2 separate regions of the Homo sapiens genome follow, and region 1 is linked to region 2. Evidence: chromatin contacts called from ENCODE Hi-C or POLR2A ChIA-PET data. All regions are on one chromosome and are shown on one strand. Each heading gives the region's core, a stretch centred on a gene start or an enhancer-like site at or near the end of the contact. The rest is flanking DNA. Distances are from core to core; before and after follow the strand shown. Region 1 overlaps TNN (tenascin N). Region 2 has its middle 88 kb from the start of FASLG.

Evidence for each region. A loop is a pair of places that touch in the nucleus more often than their neighbours do. ChIA-PET counts read pairs that join two places held with the same protein, here RNA polymerase II (POLR2A). Pooled maps may share reads with other maps.
Region 1: a loop to region 2 is called in a pooled map, with 6 times the contacts of the local background. The contact joins two enhancer-like sites. A Hi-C loop is called at or near these places in 1 of 168 maps with a recorded cell type or tissue (endothelial cell of umbilical vein) and 2 of 50 pooled maps. POLR2A ChIA-PET finds 5 or more read pairs at or near these places in 1 of 52 experiments (T-cell).

The regions. Positions count from the first base shown.
Region 1 is chr1:175,141,171-175,144,360 of GRCh38, forward strand. The region is part of intron 17 of TNN (tenascin N); the gene reads left to right. Among named protein-coding and RNA genes, the nearest start is that of KIAA0040, 50 kb to the right of the region's middle. Within about 2 kb of position 1,366, at least 2 of the 41 ENCODE cell types and tissues checked have a DNase peak (open chromatin) inside an H3K27ac peak, as active enhancers do.
Region 2 is chr1:172,745,185-172,748,082 of GRCh38, forward strand. No RefSeq gene overlaps it. Among named protein-coding and RNA genes, the nearest start is that of FASLG, 88 kb to the left of the region's middle. Within about 2 kb of position 1,272, at least 14 of the 41 ENCODE cell types and tissues checked have a DNase peak (open chromatin) inside an H3K27ac peak, as active enhancers do.

The sequences.
Region 1 (3,190 bases), core at 116-2,615, 2.4 Mb after region 2:
AAATTTAGTTTCTGATTCTGAGTCTTCTAGTGGGGGCAGGGAGGCTATCTTATGAGCTCCACCATTAAGATGTTATTCATCTATTTAGAGATCATAATGCAAACATAAAGAGCTAGGCATTCAGAATGGTGCAGAATGAATTCTAGGGCTAACCAATGATTTACAGCTGATTTCGAGTCCCACCTGCATGGGCCACAGTGGGGACACAACCAGGGATGGATCCCAACCTGGGGGCATTTGGAAATGTGACTGGGGAGCTCTGGAAGCATTTAGTGGGTTGGGACCAGGGATGGATTTTTAAATGCTGGCACCTGAAAAAGAAAAAAAAAATTAATGGGTACCTGGATGAAAGGGAGAGCTAGAAATGGCACAAATCATTTGTAATCATCCATTCCTAATCCTGAAATAAAAGACATTCAAGGTTCTGACACACACTACTGTGTCTGTGTGTGACTGACAGGGGATGCGATGTTAATGGCTTCTCCTGATCTTTGAAGGTTCAGCTGCCTGGGCCATCTTTCCCAACCTGGTGAATCCTAGAGGGGGAGAGTGGGCCTCAGAGGGACATTTTGATGAGATGGATGGTGACCAACTTGATCCCCTCTGAGTTTGGGCACAGACCTTTCATGGGCCTGCCATGAACCCCTCCAGTCCTCATTCTCACTCTCTACACTCTGAACATTAGGATGGCTTCAGTTTCTAGAAGGTAGAAAATCCTTCTGCAGAAAAAGACCTCCCACATTTGGGTGAAAACCTGCTTTACCTTTCTTTATCCCAGTGCCCAGGTTTAGATCATCACAAACATGTCTTTAAGAGAGCCTCTGCACAGATTCTTAGAAAGCAGCCCTGGGAACCTTCTATGTAAATTAGCTAAGCTGTGCTCATTTAAAGAAGGTTACTAAGGGAGACACTGCACGTTATTTCAAGCTGTGGTTAACTTTCTGTACAAAGTCTAGAGGGAGGCGGAAATGTGTATGACTAGCATGACAATATACCTTTCTTGGATTGGAGAAAACTACTGGAGACAGACCTGTCTGCTGTGTTTGCGTGGAAGTGGCCTCCGTGGCCCCAGAATCCTCCTGCTTTTTCTGGGTGAGGCATAAACGAGCTGCTGGTGAGATTGCAGACTTGGAGGGGGCAAATTAGGACCTTCCCTTTTAACATATGCTACCAACTCTGCATATTCACCCCACCCACTCCAAAAACGTTTTTGAGAGCAAGGACCTTCTTATTTTTGTGTTCACAGAGCCAAGCATGTGCTGCTCCACAGCAGGTATTCAGTAAATGTTCCCTAAAAAACAAGTGAAGTTGTAGACCAGAGGTTCTCACACTGTAGCCTGCGTCAGATCATCGGAAGGGCTTGTCAAGGCATAGGTTGCCGGGGCCCAACCTGTAGTTTCCGGTTCTGTAGGTCTGGGCTGGGGCCAAATAATTTGCATTTCTTTTTTCTTTTCTTTTTTTTTTTGAGATGGAGACTCACTCTGTCACCCAGGCTGGAGTGCAGTGGCACGATCTTGGCTCACTGCAACCTCCACCTCCCGGATTCAAGCAATTCTTCTGCCTCAGCCTCCAGAGTAGCTGGGACTACAGGTGTGCACCACCATGCCAGGCCAATTTTTGTATTTTCAGTAGAGACGGCGTTTCACCATATTGGCCAGGCTGGTCTTGAACTCCTGACCTCATGATCTGCCTGCCTCGGCCTCTCAAAGTGCTGGGATTACAGGTGTGAGCCACCGTGCCTGGCCCATTTGCATTTCTAACAAGTTCTCAGGGGATGTGGATGCTGCTGGTCTGGGAACCCCACTTGAAGAGCCATTGATAGATAGCTCTCTCTTGCTAGCGTGCAAGAAGCCCCCCATTGAAACAAGGAAGGCATAGGTGGATTGGTGTCTCAGAAAGAACCCTGGACTTGGAATCTCAGGACAGAGATTTGAGTCCCAGCTCTGCTGTTTGTGGACGGTGGGACCTTAAGAAGTTCCTAGAGTCTAACCTTTTTGAATTTGTTTCCCCACGGGACTAAGAGCTGCCCTGCTCACTTCACAGGGTTGCTGTGAGAGTGAGATGAGAATGCACATGCGAAGAAGATCGCTAAACTTAGAGCTGAGATATAAATGTAAGAATCTTTATTGCAGGAACAGAGCTTGATGAAGCTTGTGATTGATATGGGCCCTTATTGCCTTTTATGAGCAGAAAAAGAAAGCTTGTAAAAGGATGAAAAATATGATAGGGAAACAGGAGATACATAAGCAAAATAATTAAAGCAGTTTTCCAGATGGGATGTAATGAAGGACTGAATTTTACATGTGTCTCCAGAAGGGCTCTGGAAGTTCAGGAGTGTTTGTGTGTAGGTGTGTGTGTGTGTGTGTGTTAGGAGGGTGCATGGGAAGACCAATAAAGAGAATCTTCTTTAGAAGTGGCCTTGAGCTAGGCTTTGAAGGGATGGTTGGGATTTGGACAGATGAGGGCAGAGAGAAATCTCCTGGAAGGTGGGCTGGTCCACAGTGGAGGGTGTGTGGTGGAGATGGTGGGATGCAAGACTGTGCATAGGGCACAACCAACCTACAGGCCTGCAAGGCATGGAAGAGGAATTCACCTCCACGTGGTATGAAGTAGACTGTTAGGCCTGAGATGATGAAAATGGACGTCTAAACTCCAGAGGGGCTGGCAGGCAAGAAGCCAGAGAGAAGGCTGTTTTGTTAACACAGACCCAGGATGAGAGAAGGCCGAGGGTGGCTGTCATGGGAGCAGAGACATAGGGGTGTATGTGAGTGACCTGCAGAGGGAGGGCTTGAGAAGAGGTATGAAGGGATTTCCAAACATGGCTCCAGGTTCCAGGTCTGGGTGGTGTGGAGAAGGGTGGACCCAAGGCAGAGTGGGTAGAGTGGAGAGTGGTGCTCTTGTGTGTGGTGTGGTCAGGGACTTGGGGAGAGTTGTTATGTTTGGATATTTGATCTGACTGTGGAGCTTCCAAGTGAAAATGCTATGAGAACTGTTGGAGAAACAGGCCTGAAGTTGGGGTACAGGCCAGGAAAGACAGCTTGTTCCCATGTGTCATGTTCCCATTTGGGCTGTTTTGAGAGAGCGGTGACTACCTGTGACATGACTGGCTGCATCTTTGGCATTTTCATGCCTAGAGATCTTCCTGCTGGGTCCTCTTTTGATCATCTCCTCGGTGGCTAACCCTGGGCTC
Region 2 (2,898 bases), core at 22-2,521:
CACAATCACTCTCCAAAGTAGTGGGAAGTCAAGCAAGAAAGGGTGGCTTGTTCAGAACAGTTGCGATCATTCTGAAAGCAACTCATAAGGGTTGGCAAGTTAAGCTCCAATATGAATTCATTTAGAAACCAGAAAAACAAGAAGAGACTAGCTTGCCAGATGAGAGGAGATTCTGTATGAAAGGAGAGACTTCTAGAAGTGTGGTTGGCAAACCATCCCAAAAGCCTGCACAGTAGGGTAACATGAATGGACCTCATTTAGTTGATTACCTGGAAGTTCAACTGTGGGTATGAAATGTAGGATCAGCTAATATGGTGGCAGAGGAGCTGGTTGCCTATATGGTTTAATTGGAGAATTCCTGAATCTATTTTCTTCCACCCAGTTTCTCTATTATGGTTTATCTGGGGTCAGCCTTTTCTCTAAAAGGTCACTATTATAATGCAAGTACGGAACACCCCCCCTCCCCAGCCCCTTAACTCTTGTTAACTGATATTAATTCTTCTGATTAGTTTATGTCACTTGGAAGAGTGGATTGTCCCAAGGAAAGAATGGAGAACAGGCTAGACCTTGGTGTTGCTAAAGCTAGTGCTGCACTCATGGCTAGGCCAGTGTTCTCCTGTTGAGTAGAAACAATTTCATAGAATGCCAACATCAGAAAAGGCACTCTGTGATCACAATAGAGAAAGAAATAAAATCCACTCTATAATCCTGTCTGAGCACAGATGAAACCAAGAGCGTTGTCTAAAAGTGACCACAAAAATGACCAGTGTGCCCCTATCCTTATTGATATAAGAGATTGCTGCTGCTTTACCAAGGAATGCTTTAGTCAGTCTCGTTTTATTCTTCACACCTTCTAGGTAAGAATTATTAAGATACCCAGTCATGGGATCCTAACAATATCTAACTCAGAGAAAAGATCCACTTCTTTAAACCCTGTCCAAAATCACTTAACACGAGGTTTGGCAAGAGAGCACCTGACGTTCAGAGAGAGATGAAAACTAGGGAAAGAATGTACCAAAGGAAAGGAAAGAGATGATGAAGCCAAAACCTCAGGGCTTTACAGTGGGGCCTTGAGTGGGCTCTTGTTTCAATGTATTCAGTAACCAGAAGCCAGGGACCCTGCTTGCACTGCCTGCCACTGACATTTCTCCTCTGATCTAAGTCTCTGCTTAACAAAGAAGCCTGTGGCTACTCTTAAAGTCTCCCCATCTGGAATGGGGGTGAGTTTGTTCAGCTCACTCCTTCTTCTCCTTCCTGAGCAGCTGACTTATTCTGATGTGGTTTTGCGGTTATACAGTAAGCAGCACTGCTTATGTGGACATGGTGTACTTTCAGTTTCTGAAAGTGAGTCATGTTGACTTTCCTCTGAGGAGTAAGAGTGACCCTTGCTTAAAAGGACAACATGACTAGAAGGAAGAAACACCAGAGGCCACCAGGACCAGAATGTTTACCAATGTAGGCAGTCACTAGTTTTTAGGAGTAGTTTGTGTCATCTTTTTAAACAAGGTAAACTAGGAAGAAACATTTGGTTTTGAATCTTTGAGTGTTTGCCAATGTTTGAAGTACTTATCTATTTTTACTCATCATTTAAAGTGATGTTTGTGGCTAAGAGCTCAAGATCTACAAACATACTTAAATAAGTTTACATTTGGTCAGCTGGAACCTGATGGGGACATTTCCAAGAGGATCACTTGCTAGTATTACATCTTTAATTTTCATGTATGTTAATGGCTTGTGATATTGGACTATTCATCCAGGCCCTAAGAAATCTCAGCAGGTCTATTGAGAATCAAAATTAAGGCTGTACATAGCCACTATACAGAATAAGGAGTTTCTTGTAATCTAACTCTCCTTCGTGGTCTTATTTGGTTAATTTTTTCATGATAACATGTAGAGCCAATATGGGCTCTTGTCACCACTTCTGCATCCTTGCAAGCATTGTTAATTGTCTTATGTTTTTCTTGCTTAGCCAGGATGTAGCCTCAAGATACTTCCCGTCACCATGCTCCTGACAGCCACTGCTGTCAGATCACAGTAGATAAGTGAGATCAAGCCCACTTGCATGTCTGCCCTAGAATCTCCATTTAACTTTGCTCTTGGGTATCCAAATCATAGGAGTGCCGCTGTCCTCCAATCAAGGAGACTGTCTTTCTTTCCTCAATAATTAAATCCCTCTGGGTCCAAGAAAGCGCGAATAGAATTATTGTCAAATTCTATATCACTGAGCCATCATCACTACCTATTGCCTTGGTAAGTCATTTGGGCAATTGGAGAGAATAAGAAAAGCCCAGTAGTGAAGCAGCATGTATTAAATAATTAGTGAGATATTCAAGACAGTTTATATTTCACAAGTATATAAAAATTGCTATTACTTCACGGGACTGAATTTCCTTTTCTATTTTCTCTTTCTTTCTTTCTTTCTTTCTTTCTTTCTTTCTTTCTTTCTTTCTTTCTTTCTTTCCTTCCTTCCTTCCTTCCTTCCTTCCTTCTTTTTTTTGAGATGGCGTCTTGCTCTGTTGCCCAGGCTAGAGTGATCACAGCTCACTGCAACCTCTGCCTCCCAGGCTCAAGCGATCTTCACACCTCAGCCTCCTGAGTAGTTGGAACTACAAGTATGCACCACCAAGCCCGGCTAATTTTTGTATTTTTTGTAGAGACGGAGTTTCATCATGTTGCCCAGGCTGGTCTGTGAACTCCTGGACTCAAGCCATCTGCCTGCCTTGGCCTCCCAAAGGGCTGGGATTACAGGGGGCTGAATTTTCAAGGCAAGGCAAGTCCCCCTTTTAACTTTTGTTAGGTACTAGGCCTGTCATTTGGTAGTTGCTATAAAGTAGGTGGCAGCATCTATTAGGATGGAATAGATTCAGTAGGGAGACTTACTAAACTGCTAATATTTAT